2 separate regions of the Mus musculus genome follow, and region 2 is linked to region 1. Evidence: chromatin loops called from intact Hi-C (ENCODE). Cell type or tissue: left cerebral cortex. All regions are shown on one strand.

Region 1 (8,000 bases):
TCCTCCTTCTCCCCTCCTCCCCCCCCTCACACACACACACACACACACACACACACACACACACACACACCCCACAACCGCGACGGGTTCTCCACAGCTCTCAGCCACCCCCCAAAAGATAGAAAGGGAGACAAGCAGCAGATGAGAACCTGCAGCAGATAGAAGGGAAAAGAAGAGCTCAGGGTTGGACATTTTGGGATCTAGGGGTGGGGAGGAGAAAGGGAGCGCGCCTCCTTGATTTTTCCCCTCCCCACCCCTCTTATGCTTTTCTCTCCCCTTGGCTGGTATAGGGTTTTCCAAGCAGCAGCAGTAGGGGACAGAAACCTTTAGTCTAGAAAAAGGGGGTTGGAGAGGTGACCAGAGCTCCCATCAGCTACCTAGCTTGAGGGCGCCTGTGTGAATGCGGTTCCCCACACACACACCCCTCCACACGCACTCATCTTCCTACCAGGGTGTCTGCTATCCTCAATTTCCCGGTGTCGGCTTTGGCTTCTTCCCCTTGCTCTTATTGTTTGTGGCTTGCTGCGTGAAGGGGTGCGTGTATGTGAAGGGTCTCAGGTTGAGAGAGAGAGAGCGCTGAGGGGGGACAAGTGAGAGAGAAGAGAGAGAGAACCGGGCAGGAGCACACCGGGCAGTCGGGCGAAGAGAAGAGTTTCGGGCACTGGCAGAGGCAAAAGGTGAGGAGATCTGGCCAGTCAGAGGGAAGTTTGGCAGTAACTGAAGAGCAAAGAAGGAAGCCCAGGTAGGAGTCAGTCCTTGGGCTCCTCTCAGCATCCTGATTCCTTCGCCAGTACTCAACCACCACCCACTCGGCAGCCTCCAGGCCCGGGACTGTCCCAGGTGGCTGCCGCTTGCGCGGCGCGGAAGAGGAGTCCAGTAAGGTTGCCGCACCACGCGCCGGGGTGCTCGGACTCCAGACAACACAAATCTGAAAAAAAAAACACACTTGGCCTGGGGTAAGTTGACAAATGGCACCGGTGCTGTCCTATTTGTTGTTACGGAGCTGCAGGGAAATGGGGCTTGAACTAAGGTGCTGAGATTCTGTGGGTTGGAAAGAGGCTGGCTGGCTGGGGGCTGGGGTGGTGGGACACAAATGGAGGCCAGCAACAGATTGTTTAGGAACACCTGGAAGAGCCGGTGCCGTGGATGGATGGAGCCTTAGGAGATTTAGGACAGGATACTGTTGGCACCTACCACAACCACCGTTTTCATGAGCAGTGTTCTGAATCAGAGCCTGGATAGTGAATTAGTATGATTTTCTGGGGTAAATATTATGTCCCCAGCCCAGCCCTGAGAAAGCCTGCTCCTAGGCAGCTTCAAAATGGGTCTGAGATTAGTGTGAGAATGGAGATACCCAGTCTTCAAGGACAGTCCTTCAACTGCAGAGAGCCAAGAACCTGATACATGAGGGCTCCTGGAGCAGAGCTTCCATTTACCTTGCTGGGTTTCTAACCTTCAAACTTAAGAGCTGGCCAGTTTAGTTTACCTGGATTCCTTTAAGGAGCCCAGAAATACACAATTGGGGCCATCAGTCAGATATATGCTCTAAAGTGGCCACTTCCCTGCACCGTATGTAATGACTGGAGCAAACAGTCTCCATCAGGTTCCACTTAGTCAGGTTCTGAGCTGAATTCACAGGTCCTGGCCTTTCTGCTTGGTCTGGGAGAAAGACTGGGAGGAGGTCTGTTTCCCTGTTGGCAAGGTGGGATATTTGGACTGCAGCTACGCACCTGGTGATAGCCAAGTGTTTAGCAGTGTAATCACTCCCTTATGAAAATCCTGGAGCCGGGAAACCAGCCTGGAAGACAGAATCCCTGAACTTTACCCGAGTTGATTGTATGAGTAGGAGAGGAGAGGCAAAGACTAATCAATAGTGCTCTATCAGAGATGCTGTGTGTTTTCCCTGGCTTCAAATGAGTAATAAATACTATATTCATATGGCACCCAGACCCACTTGTCTTTTGCAATATAGTTGTCTTCTTGGTATTTAGCTGGAATTACATGTTGATATGTCATCCCATTATGCATGCCCAATTGCCTAGTGCTTGTTTCTTGGATTTGAGGGTGTTCTACAGATGATCTGTATCATTTCTCATTCCCCATCAAGTCTTACAAGTTGAGATTTAAAGGATGTCAAATGGTGCCTTTCACTGGTCTTGAAAAATCTACTAAATTAAAAGGCATGGTAGTACATTTACATAGTACCAAGTTACTTTCAAAGCAAATGTTTAGGCTGAGAAAAGGAGAAGAGTAAAAGTCGGTGAGTTGGAACAAAGAACTGAATGAATGGCACCTGAAGCTCGTGGTTTAGTCCCATGGCCATGGAGTTTTCATAAACTGTACATCTATATTCATAAACTAAATGTATGGGGTTCTACATTAGTGTCTAGATACAGTGATTTGGTTCTGTTGTGTGTGTACATACTTGTTTAAAGAGTTCAGTAGACCCCATACAGTCTGGGGCCTGTGTTTGTGTAGAAGAGGGAGGGGGCTGAACGTGTGCTTTCAAAAGCATCCGGGCTCATTAATTAAACTTTCTATTTATTAGATGCTACTGAGATATAATGAATTACATCCTTGGCAAACACGGGAAAGAGATTCTGCATGCAATGGAACTATTTATGTTGTATCAGGCAATTTGGTCTAATGCATAGTGCCGAGAGACACAGACTGAGAATCACTCCGGTACAATCTGAAAAGGTCCCCGTGCTGTTACTTTTCTGTTCTGACAGTTTCTTAGGGAAAACACAATCAAATCTCTTCTTGGAGAGATGAAAATTGCAAGGACAAGATTACAGATTAGTCGAAAAGAACCAACAGTTTCATGCTTAGGGGAGGACTCAGTAGGGATGAACATAAGGTGTTAGATATTTACTCTGTTCTTGGTTACGTGAGTATCCAGCTGCTGAAATTCTCCTGACCTGTGATTACACAAGGGACAAAGAGATAGGAAACTGCAAGGATTTCAAACCAATATAGACACAGCTTCGTTGACACAGATTCACCTGGCTTTAGAATAAGCTTCAAGAGCAGACACAGATCATATAATAGCTGCCATCCTTTCCAGATATAAAATCTGTAATTTTGATTCTATTCATTATAGAACTAACAACTAAATGGCACACAGAACCACGGAACGCAGGGACAAGAAATCAGAGATTTGCAATAGGAAAAGGAGGAAAGGAATAGGAGAGCCAAAGATGTTTGGAAACACATGGAAAGAAAAGCATCCAGGTGTTTGCTTTGGCTTGAAATGGAGTTAGTTCAGAAAATCACCTCAGACGTGAAGTGCTGTAAAACTGCCGGCAATTTGCCTTGTAAACACTGAGTAAACAGTAAGAGAATTCCTTAGAACCAGGAAATTGGGGACATTGGAGTACGAGTTAAGTGTTGTCATCCCCTTTCACTCTTTAGCATGCTCAGTTCCAATCTGCTAGCCATCCAGGTGTATAATTATCAAATGAATATTTCAAATGTGTCACAATACTTCTAGCCTGCCTAGTTCCAAATATTCTAATTTGTCTTTCGCCTGTCTCCATTGCTGAGAAAAAGAAACAAACCATTTCTGACTGATCTACTTCTGCAAAGACTTCTGTTCTTAGCTGACAACACCACTCTGTTCAGATGTCTCTTTCTAGCTGATGGGAAATAGGGGGTGGGGGCTCATCCTACCTCAAGAAGTGCCCTGTGTCCCAAGATGCCACTAACTTAATTCTGCTCAGTCATTTTCCATGTTTTTAGGGACAGGTGTGACAAACTTTGCAGTCCTGTTTCAGAAATGATGCCAGTCTAGGCAGAAGCCCTCACTTTTTCGAGCTTAGGAGTTGATGATCCTTTGTACCACCCCATCTAAAACTCGCTTTCCTCTGTCAATGGGCTCCTCAAGCACTTGTCCAATGACACTTGCAAACCCATCCTGCCAGCAAGAAATGATTCCTAGATGACTCAGCTGTGGTCTCATGAGCAAACATGCATTTTACATCATCCGCAACTGAGTGAGAACAGATTATTTAAAATAAATAAATACAAGCTCATAGAGCTGAGCAAAATTGCAGTTCACTGGGTCAAGGGAGTTTGGGAAATGCCTCTGACTTGGTCCTTCACTTATTACACAGTTGTCCCTTGGATTCTGACAGCTAGTGAGATTATCCTAGCCATTTTCCTTAGCAAAAGCGAGATAAAAATGATGGTGTGAAAGAGACAGGTGTCATATCCTCATTTCCCTTATAGAGAAATCAGGACCTAGAGAATAGAAATAGCTTGCTTAGATCATAAAACTAGCTAGTGGCAGAGCTAAAACAAGAACGCAGAACTATCTTCTCAGACTGAAGAACTTCAATAAAGATCTCTGGAGGCTCTCCCAAGAAATTGATTGGACTCTAAAATGTAAATTTACACTCATTATTCTACTTCCTTCCCATAGCCACAGTTATATGTTTTATTTATGTATTATACCTAGTTTGTTTTGATTGAGACAATGTCTTACTATGTAGCCTAGTGTGACCTTGAACTCTCAATCCTCCCTCTTCAACCTTGTTAGTACAGAGATTCCAGGCATCCTTTCCGCAACAGCCAGCTGTTATTGCCTTACCTCTGCAACTTATCACTTATCACCTCTGGAAACACACACAGAGCCTGTTGAGATGTTTTAGCTGCTGAAGCCCCTTGCCAACAAACCTAACAACTCAAGCTCAATTCCGGGGACACATGGTAGAAAGAACTGACTCCTCCCACAGTTCTTCTCTGACCTGCACACACATACATGAGTATATGCACCTCCAAATACACAAAATAAATACATTTAAATCACACACACACACATATATACACACACACAACCACACACAAGTTTTATCTTGACAGTGCAAAAAAAATATTACAAATACCCACAACTATTATTCAGGAAGGCGTCAAAGCTGAAATAGCATTAAGAGGTTTGTAGCCAAATAATCTGCAGAATGAGAGAATTACAACTGTTCATGAAATAAGCAGGAGATGGTTTGCATAAAATAAATGACATAAGTAAAATAAATATAAATATATTTTTGATCTGAGCCCTCATGAGAATCTCCCATCCAGGCAAAAGATATCATATATAAATTTCTATCTAGGCTTCAATGATGATTTCTTCAAAGTGCAAGCATCTGACATAAGATGAAAAATACATTGTTCTATCAACATATTTTACAAAGGTGAGCAACAGTAAAAATTAATGCTTACATGGTATGTATTTATTTGCCATTTTCCATTCAGTATCTCACTTCAACTTTTCTCAAAAACATCATGAAATTAGTTTATTATAATTTCTGCTTTGTAGATGAGACAGTAAGTAGCTGAAGCTCAAAAGAATGATGCAATATGCCCATTTTATAAACGTTAATGACTTAGGTATGATCTATACCCATGACTACTTCATCCTCACCCACAGGAATACCTACTTGCTCATTTTACTCACTTGTAAAATACAATATGTATAATATAAGTAAATTCTAATAAAATCACTATGCATTCACCTTTGTAAAGACTTGATTGCCATGTGTAATTTGGATCGCTTAATTGTCAAGACAGAGGCAGACCACAGTATCAGAGCGCTGGCCTTTTGATGTGTAAGGCATTCAGCTTCTGTTGGAATTGAGGTAGCCCAACACATTTTCACTTTTCGAACAGATGAGATTACTGTGGCATTAGTAATCTTACACCATTCAGATAGCTAACTTTTAATATTTCTATGACCATAGTAATAAATACACATTTTAGTAAATTGTTTAATGTCTGGATATTAGTTTTCTATTTCTACTACAACAAATTACCATGCCCTTATTAATCTAGTACTAGTTATTAATTTAAGAGTTTAGATTTATTCTTGTTCTCATCATTTAATAATTCAGTATATCAGGAATCTTCTATGAAGCTCACTGGGCTAAAATTAAGGGATCAGCAGGAGTGCATTCTCTTGTGGGCATTCTTGTGGGGGAAAATCAGTTCCCTTGTTTCTACAGGTTGTCTTGGCACAGTTCACTTCCTTGAGTGTAGGACTGAGACCCAGAGTGCTTTGATAACATCAAGGGAAGTCTGTTCTCACTAGTAGAGGCCATTCACGTTCCTCAGTCTCCTTCAAAGTCAGTGAGAGCAAGCTGAATACCATCACATTCGGAATCCTCTCCTCTTGATTTGTGTCTCTGACTCTTCTCTCTCCTACTTTATTTAAAAGCTGATTTACAAATGATATTTATATGAAAATAGGAGTAAGATGGGATGTTTTTACTTTTGTGTACATTGGGAATTGAGCAACCGAAGGTGATTAGTACACACAGCCCCTTGAACTTCTTTCATATTTGTATGGTAAGTATAATCTAAGTCAGCTTTTCTAATGATTTTAAGATGTATAATGCATCACTGTTTCTTAAACCCACCTTGAGTTGATGAAGGGGTGTTACATTGATTCTTTGCAGAAAATTCAGAATAATCTCAATAGTTGAAAGTCAACTAGTTAGTAATTGAATCATATGTGAAAAGGCTTCTTGGCATGTAACATAACACAATTACAGGCTCCGAGTATAAAAGTATTGGTGTGTTTGGGAGACTACATCCTGTCTAGCACAATCTTTTATGTACTGAGTAGTATAATACATGATATTAAATGAAATGTTAAATAATTTATTAAATAATATTAAGTGACCATAATGTATTTGGGAAGCATTATTTCCATTCAACTGATGAAGGAGAAACAGTAAGTTACATTTTATGTATATTACATGGATATTAAATTGGACATATTATAAATACATCTCTCTTCCTTTACGTCTTACATTTTCCTGTTTGGCCTACATTATACTGTCTCTTTATTATCCAAAAGTACTTTGATCATTTGCAATTCTTTTTTCTGTTGTTACTTGGGGTTATACTTTAATCATGGTTTTCCTTTCCATAGTTTTAGTTACCAGTCATCAACTTCAGTCTGAAAATATTAGCTGTAAAATTCCAAAAATAAATAATTCATAAAATTTTAATAATATACCCTTCTTAGTAGTGTAATGGAATTTATTCTGTCCTGATCCATTCTGGCCAGGATCTGCCTCATCCTTCTCTGAGTGTATTAACACTACATACACTATTACACCACTAGTCATTTAGTGTCCACCATAATACCAAATATAGCACAGTGCTCGTGTATAAGTAACATTTGTATCTTAGCCAACATTACCGCACAATTCCTATGGCAATCACCATATTTCATATTACCACATAGAAATTTTATCATCTTATATTGTCACAGGAATAAACATGAATATACTACAACAAAATATTTTGAGAGACAGAAACAATATACACATAATTTACATCGTAGGACATTATAGATGTTATAGTTATTCTATTTTATTATTCACTGTTGATGCCAGTCTCTTACTCTGCCTATATTATAAATTTTTAAGAAGGCAAAAATTATTTATGTACTTCCTTCAATTTTTAAAGATTTATTATTTTATGTACAAGAATCTCTGTATGTGCACCACATGTGTGTCTAGTGTCAGAGTAAGTCAGAAGAGAGCATCAGATTTCCACGTACTAGGGTTACAGATGGTTGTGACCTACCATGTGGGTTTTGAGGAGGGACTTGAACTTGGGTTCTCTACAAGAGCATCAAGTGCTCTTAAACACTGAACCAACTCTCCAACAATCTCTAACTTATAATCTTAACTTTATCATAAATGAATATGTATGAGAAAAAAGAGAATAGTATAAATACAGTTTAGTTCTGTCTACAGTTTCAGACATCCACCGAAGGTCTTAGAATATATCACCCCATGGATAAAGGGGTTATGAATTTTATGCATCACTGTGAGTTAGCTACCTAACAGGAAGCAGCTTAATGGAAAAGAGGTTTATTTGGGTTCATGATTTGAGATGCTTTCTTGTGAGGAATGCACTGTGGCTATGTAGAAACAGGAGCATGTAGCAGCTGTTATTGCAAAGAGAAAGACATGGATGCTAGAAAAACA
Region 2 (8,000 bases), 620 kb before region 1:
TGTCTCCTCCCAGGTTCTCCCCAGAACCCTGCCCATCCAACTCCATGCCTTCTCACTCTCTTTCTTTAAACAACAAGCAAACCAATAAAAATTAAAAACAAACCAAAATAAAACATAAAACAGACAAACAGAAAAAAAATCCTCTAGAAACAATACACATGTAGACACATGCACACACAAATATCTCATAAAAAATCAAACTTGGAAACTATAATAGATAAACAAAAGATGGTTAGGGCAAAAAAAATGCCTAAACAAAACACGAGAAAAAAGGTTTTCATATGCAGGGATCCATCCCATAATCAGCTTCCAAATGCTGACACCATTGCATACACTAGCAAGATTTCGCTGAAAGGACCCAGTTATAGCTCTCTCTTGTGAGACTATGCCGGGGCCTAGCAAACACAGAAATGGATGATCACAGTCAGCTATTGGATGGGTCACACGGCCCCTAATGGAGGAGCTAGAGAAATTACCCAAGGAGCTATAGGGAACTGCAACCCTATAGGTGGAACAACAATATGAACTAACCAGTACCCTGGAGCTCTTGTCTTTAGCTGCATATGTATCAAAAGATGGCCTAGTCGGCCATCACTGCAAAGAGAGGCCCATTGGACTTGCAAATTTTATATGCCCCAGTACAGGGGAACGCCAGGGCCAAAAAGGGGGAGTGGGTGGGTAGGGGATTGGGGGGGTGGGTATGGGGGACCTTTGGGATAGCATTGAAAATGTAAATGAGGAAAATACCTAATTAAAAAAAATACCACTGAGTTTGTTTTGTGCTGGACATCTACCGCGCATCCTGTGGTCTGACCTTAAAGAGCAATTTGTATACCCAGAGAGGCTTTACAGACAAACACTGCTTAGTCCTTTGTGAGTAGTTATCAGTTGGAGATGGCTTCTGTGGTAGGGATGGGACCTCAAGTTCAGTTCCCTCTCTGTGCTGGGATACCATCTGTTTGGACTTGTGTAGCCCCCGTGCATAAAGGCAGCAGTTTTTAAAATCCAACTTTACTAACACAATCCAATCCAAAGATATACTATTTCAATGCTTATATACTAAAGAATGACAGTAGGGGAATATTAAAAGATTCTGTTTTCCTTAATTTAATCACTGTTTCTGCAAGATCATCAAACTTTGCATGTATAGTAAAATCCTTGTAATTTATAATATACGGCAGTACTGAATCCAAGCCCATGTTCCAGGTTGTGTTTATTGCCATCACATGGTGTGAGGTGAGAGAATGCACAGTACTAAATGCACCATGTTGTAAATTCAGAATCATGACTGCACTGAAGTTGCACGATGGAGCCTGGTCAAGGTGCTGCCAGGAACACCTCAGATTCATTATAAGTGTGATTTTGAATTAACTTGTGTCCGTTGTGCATTCAGAAACCATTTGTTCTTGCTAAGGTTTTCATTACCCTCCCATATTTTGTTACATGACCCCGTAGGGCCGTGGGCAACAGCTTTAGAATCTGTGGCCTATATAACATGAAAAATAAATTCACAGGTTAGCAGTGCTGGACTTGTCTTCAAATGTGAGCCCCGCCACTTACTAGTTGTACAAATCTGGGCACACTCCTTAACTTCTCAGTATTTCATCAATGGGGATTGTTAATAGTATTGATTCTTGTAGGATTGGGGCGATAGAGGAAAGTCACCATTAGATACAAGGCACAATGCTGCATTAATGCAACTTGTTATTGTCAGAGTCCCTTTGGAGGAGAGGCCCCAAACTTTCAGAATGGAGACAAGAAAGGAAAGGCCCATCCATCTTGACCAAGGTTGGTGATAGAGGATAACCAAAGGTCATGTGTGTGTTCCTTGTAGTTCCTTTCTCTAGTGGTTCATTTCCCTTGCTCTCTTAACATTTCCGCCCATTCTGGACAGTTCAAAGCCTTTTATGGTGACTTGGGATTTGACCTTCCAGGGTTCAGTTTCCAGGAATTTCCTGTTACCTTTCGTTTCTTTCAGTTTTCTTTTTAAAATTTTATTTATTTATTTATTCATTTATTCACTTTATATCCTGCTCACTGCTCCCTTCATAGTCACCCCTCCCACAGTCCTTCCCCTATCCCCTTCCACTGCTCTTCTGAGCAGGTGGGGCCCCTGGGTATCCCTCACCCTTGCACTTTAAGTCTCTGTGAGACTAGGCACTTCCTCTCCCACTGAGGCCAGACAAGGCAGCCTAGCTAGAAGAACATGTCCCACATACAAGTAACAGCCTTTTTGTGGACAGTCTGCTGTGCTCACCAGCACACAGCTGGCTTAGCAAGCATCTTTGCATCCACAGTGGGGCAGTAGAGTGTGGGAGAAGTCAGCCTGACAAGGGTAAACTGCTTATTCTGCTTTCAGTCTTCCTAGGCTTGCTTGGGCACATCACTTCCCCACTCTGAGACCTGGCTTCTCTGTTTTCATGTACAGAGCACTGTACTAGGTGGGTGAGTAGCCGGGTTACTAGCTCCAGTAATAAAGCCTGCCTATAGATGTGAATCTTTTACCACTTTCAGAAAACCAAGGGTCCTATATACCTACTTAGCTCCCTGTTATGACTTGCTCTCCATTAATCATTTATCTTCATATCTGTCTTTTTCCCCCTGTTCTCAAAAAGTATATTTTCAAGTGTTTTAGCATACACATAACTGTAGCAGGAGATAAATATGTTAATTTGTTTAACTAGTAATTATCTTATTACATATACATCAAAATATCATCTTTTATACATTAAAATATACAGTAAAAATGCAATGTACTTAGGATAATCATCTTATACACAATAATAGTTTGAGAATCACTGCTGGTAGCTGTCTGAGAGAAAAATGTATTTAGCTAAGGACATTGTGCAGAGCCACTATCTTTTGGGGTAGCATTAGCTGGAATGTTGAGAGTCCTGGGAAATTCAGGGCTTAGACATTGCTGAAAACCTCAGAGTTATGTACGTGAACAACAGAGATGTGTTTCCACAAAGAGGAGAAATTGAGCTAAGTTGAAGCAGACCAGAAGGAATTAATGGGTCATGAAACAACTTTATTCGACTGCATATGTCTGCTGCCTAACACACCTTTACATTGTGCAGTAGCTTTATCCCTATCTTACTGTCTGGCCATAGATGACCCACTTCACTTCTTTAAACCCGTTTACCCATAGGCAATGTGAGAAATCAATTATCTTCAGAACCGGTTCTGCTCATGTGTTAGAGAAGTGCACCGAAAAATTTTGAAACAATAATCTTGCCTGTGAGAGGTAGAAATTAGAACTCTAATTGGTTAGATCTTCTCACTGATCAGCTTCTAGATTAAAAATAGTGAGAAATTTAGAGTAATGACACTCTATACATCCCAGGGAATATGAAGTTATTTTCGTTTTGACTAGAAGAAATGACAGAGGTGCTTTTATGTACATTTCTCTTTTTCTTGAAATAATCCACGTGAGAAAGGGTGTTCAACCCTGAATTAGTTGCTTGTTACGGTTGCAGTTCTGCAACCCCAGAGGAAGAGAAGGTTCTTCCAAAGGCCTCAAGGGCAAGTCCACTGCATGGCCTTATTCTCCTGTTGTCTTGCTGAGGGCCTCCCAGGCTCAGGAAGAGAACTAACGTTCTAGGGGCTGGTTGTCTATCAACCACACAACCACACGATGGCAGTAAAGCAAGGCAAATTCATTTGGTTTAGCACTTCTGCTCTTTACTTTCTAGAATGTGAATCACAATTTCTTTGCTTCCATTTCCTCCCCTGGAGTTGCTTCTGTAAGCATCAGTGCCAATTTCTGCTTCCTCTTTCACCTTTATTGTGTGTTAGTCCTTTCCCTATAAAATGGTGCTGAATCTTATCTTAAGCTTTTGTTTAAAAGCAGAATCTCAGAGTTTACTTTTTTTTTTTTTTTTTTTTTTTTTTTTTTTTTTTTTTTTTTTTTTGAGACAGGGTTTCTCTGTATAGCCCTGGCTGTCCTGGAACTCACTTTGTAGACCAGGCTAGCCTCGAACTCAGAAATCCGCCTGCCTCTGCCTCCCGAGTGCTGGGATTAAAGGCGTGCACCACCACGCCCTGCCAGAGTTTACTTTTAAGAGCAGATGTTAACAGTGTAGCATCCAAGCCATAAGGCTCAGTCAGTGAGGATGGCGTTGAGATACCATATAAAATATGTTCAGCTCAGGGCCCACACCCTGTAAATGTGAATGGCAACTGCTTTGATCATGGCTGTTGTTGGTATAGGTCAGACTAACCCAGAGGCTGGATAATAAACTGGTTGCAAAAGAGCAAAGCAAGCAACAGCTACATTCCTAGGAGAAATCCCCTGATGAGGTTGGGATTACAGAGAAGAGAGACCTATATGTTAGAGCTATGTCATATGGTTTCCTACAAACAATAGTCACTAAACCTCGTCTAAGTGAATTATAAGAAATGGTGAGAAAGATAAAAATATCTCTCTCAAGTGAATGCCCCTAGCATGGCAACAAGCACAGGGAAATTTTAAAGAAATATAGATGTCTTTCCACATTTTTTCATTAATAGGCTAAATGATATACCTTACTTCGGGCCCCATTGGGCTGGACTTAGGAATCTACTGGACTCTTCCCCAGAGATATGGATATGGGGGATCTGTAGGGAAGCCTAGATATCTGCATCTTAAGTTCTTTTAGGTATTTGCAGAGACTAGGACTAGGAGACAGGTGGTCTGAAAAGTACTCATTATGCTAGGCTCTGCACTGATTTCTTGTTTAATATACCATTGTATTTACCCCCTTAGCTGTATTGTAAAGTGAGTAGTCACATTTATTTTTACCATGAGGAAGAGATGCTCAATAAGGGTAAATGACTTGCTCCTGGGGATCCAGTTTGGAAGGGGCAGAACATGCTTTCAGATGCAGTTCCTTGTAACTGTCATGTCAGGCTCTGCTCCCTATACCACATCGACTCTCCAGGTTCAAAGTTGAATAATTCCAGCCACTATAGACACCTCCTGATGAAATGGGAGAACTTTGAGACATGCTTCATCTCTCTGTTAATTCCTTCTTGTAGAATAATATTCCTGCCTATAGCTACAACTTGACGAATGGCTAGAACTCAGGAAACAGGATTAGCTGGGAGAGTAAGTAGAAATGGTATGTTGTAAGTTGTGAAGTACTATGCTCATATTGGATGGTATAATTTGGGGACTTTGTTATTTCTGAGGTATTTGAGGGCAAATTTTTATAAGCCTCCATGACAGGTATCTGTTAGGCACTAGAGTCTGAATAGAAACAGCAAACGCTTCAAGCTGGCCTTGCTAGTACAAGGCTCAGTAAATGATCTGCATGAAGGTTCCCTCACTCCTAAGTTCTAGGGTAGATTAAGTTTCTGGGACTGAGCCTTTAGCAATTTTTAGTATTTAAGAATATATCAAAATAGAGATAATACTCATTATTCTATCTTGGATGTTCACTATAAAGTATTGAATAAATCAGTATAAAATGCAGAGTTCAAAAGAGATTATAGTTTGTTTCAAGAGATAAACTGTACAGTTATATAACAAATAACTGATAATGATGTTAATCCAAATGTATGACATCAGCATCTGTAGATGCGATAATGCAGAGGCACATAAGGAGAACTCTAGAATCCTATCTTTCTTCTCTTAATTTGCACTCTACCCTGGGTTACTAGAGCAATCTCTTACTTCCCTTCCCTCCATCTCATTATTCCCCTTCTTTTTTTTTCCTCTTCTTCTTTATCTCCTGTTTTTAGATTGCTAGAGATCCTACATACAGGTCCCTTGGTATCTCCCTCTTAGGCTAAAGTGATATTTATGAAATGCAAATCTGATGCCATTCTGTCTTACCAAGTATAATTCCCCATTACTTTGAGGATGGAGTCCACAACAAGACCTATAGGGACCACAGACATACACATATTCTGCCATGTCAGTGATCCAGAAAACCCAATGTACTGGCTAGTTTTGTGTCAACTTGACACAGCTGGAGTTATCAGAGAGAAAGGAGCTTCAGTTGAGGAAATGCCTCCATGAGATCCAACTGTAAGGCATTTTCTCAATTAGTGATCAAGGGGGAAAGGCCCCTTGTGGGTGGAACCATCTCTGGGCTGGTAGTCTTGGTTCTATAAGAGAGCAGGCTGAGCAAGCCAGGGGAGGCAAGCCAGTAAAGAACATCCCTCCATGGCCTCTGAATCAGTTCTTGCTTCCTGACCTGCTTGAGTTTCAGTCCTGACTTCCTTGGTGATGAACAGCAGTATGGAAGTGTAAGCCGAATAAACCCTTTCCTCCCCAACTTGCTTCTTGGTCATGATGTTTGTGCAGGAATAGAAACCCTAACTAAGACACCCAAGTTTCTCCCCATCGCCTCAATTTTGCAGCTGACATTGTGTTTCTTAAGACTGCCTCTTCTCATTTCCTTGCCTGCTTAATTTCTGATTTTTCTTCAAAACATCCCTATCCCCTTTACAATGAATTTGATCCCCATCTTCATCCTTGTGTGACTTGGCATCATAGCACTTGCCTTATTAGTGAGAATATTGCCTCACCCTAATCCCTGTTTTGTTTTTTGTTTTTTAATAATCTTACCTATGAGAGAATGACTTGTTGAAAGAGCTTACCACAGTGCCAGGCATGAGGAAGTATTTGACCAATAATAATGACTTCTGTTTCAGTTACTGGCTTAGTGCTAAGAAAGTTCAAGTCGATGCAAGCAGAGGGCTATTGAGTATATATGAGAGGAGAGGGACCAATTGCTTAGAAGCCAAGTGTCCTAGAGAGCTCATGCTGAATGAAAGCGGTCGAATATTTGCTTAGCTGGTTTTTGCCTTCTCTCCTTAGGGAGAATGCCCAAAGCTATTCTAAGAAGCTGTTCTAGGTAGAATTAATGAGCTGTACAAAGGGCAACATGATGATATGGGCAATTTTTAAGGGTCCAGGAGGTCAGTCTGGAGAAAGACAGAGAAACACAGTTTAAATTGGTCTGAGGCATGCTTCTCCCCACTGAAGAAAAAGATGAGCAGAGACAGCTAAAACTGATAACTATACAAGAAACCCAATAAAAAGAAGTACAGAATGCCAAGGGAGATTTCAATAGGAATCAATTTGTTTCGCTGAAATGTGTGTCTGGGAGAGGAAAATCAGATGGAGGACATTTTTGTCATCATGAGGATTTGGCTTCTTTGCAAGTGCCATCAACTGGTCTTTCCTTCCCTTTAGAGCATTCGGTTGGCTCATGATGAGTTTGCCAACCTACAATGTCGTACTCCTTAGCAGATCTGATTGGATCAAAGTTAGTACTACCAGTAGTAATGTGCTTACCTAAAGTACTGAAATTCTCTGTTCTCTATTTTGTTTGTTTTGTTTTGTTTTTTCCTTCTCTGCCAAGGTAGCTTGGCAGACTTCTGGAATATTCACTGGGTTCTGGGCATCCTCTCTAGGCTGCTGGTGACACGCATACCCAGCTTGGAATGTGAGTAGAAAGATGTTTTCATAGTCTTGGCTGTCTTTTTCCTGGAGGCTGTGGTAGGAGAAGTAAGATGTTTGGCAATTGTTTTCGAATTCATCGGCTTTGCTTTCTCTTTGAAGATTATTCATCTGTGTTTGCTCAAACCTAGTGGAGAAAGTTCTCTGCTCATTTAGCTTCTGCTCCATTGAAAAGCTCCTTATGTTACTTCCTATTGAAACCCTGAAGTCTGAAATCGAAAGTCATCATGGAACAGCTGAGACCACTGGCTTCTTTATTATCCCCCATTGTCTCTGTTGCCATAAGAGCCAGGCCTGTCTGGCAAAACTATAACAAATTAGAACATGGTAAATCTTTGTCTTCCTCATTCCCATCTTACATACCAAACAGTAGCTTGGTTCATGACCGAGTGTCATAAATGTAGATAGGCTATAGCTATGGGAAGAAGAGTTAGCATTCCTGAGTCGAACTGGCTTTGGAAAAATAGTATCCTTAATAGGGATAGAGCTCTGTTATTCCAACTTTGTCCTCCTTTACCATGGTCATGATACTCTAACCCTCTTATGT

The links. Peaks named below come from ENCODE experiments on the same cell type or tissue, not always from the same donor. Only the 100,000 strongest peaks of a DNase experiment are listed, where the experiment ranks them.
Region 2: it touches region 1 in a loop (4-fold over the local background); 2 of 42 quality-filtered maps call a loop at or near these places.

The regions. Positions count from the first base shown.
Region 1 is chrX:144,680,755-144,688,754 of GRCm38, reverse strand. Trpc5 (transient receptor potential cation channel, subfamily C, member 5) reads left to right here and starts at 575. Exons shown (of 11, transcript NM_009428.3): 1 at 575-956. It also overlaps a transcript of Rtl4 not described here. In left cerebral cortex, no CTCF peak of the experiment used is centred here; DNase peaks (open chromatin) are centred at 1,674, 2,712, 2,950, 3,882 and 4 more places; H3K4me3 peaks cover 3,139 bases; H3K27ac peaks cover 638 bases.
Region 2 is chrX:145,303,059-145,311,058 of GRCm38, reverse strand. The region is part of intron 3 of Lhfpl1 (lipoma HMGIC fusion partner-like 1); the gene reads left to right. Among named protein-coding and RNA genes, the nearest start is that of Lhfpl1, 42 kb to the left of the region's middle. In left cerebral cortex, CTCF peaks have their summits at 2,296 and 3,627 (motif pointing right); DNase peaks (open chromatin) are centred at 2,304 and 3,637.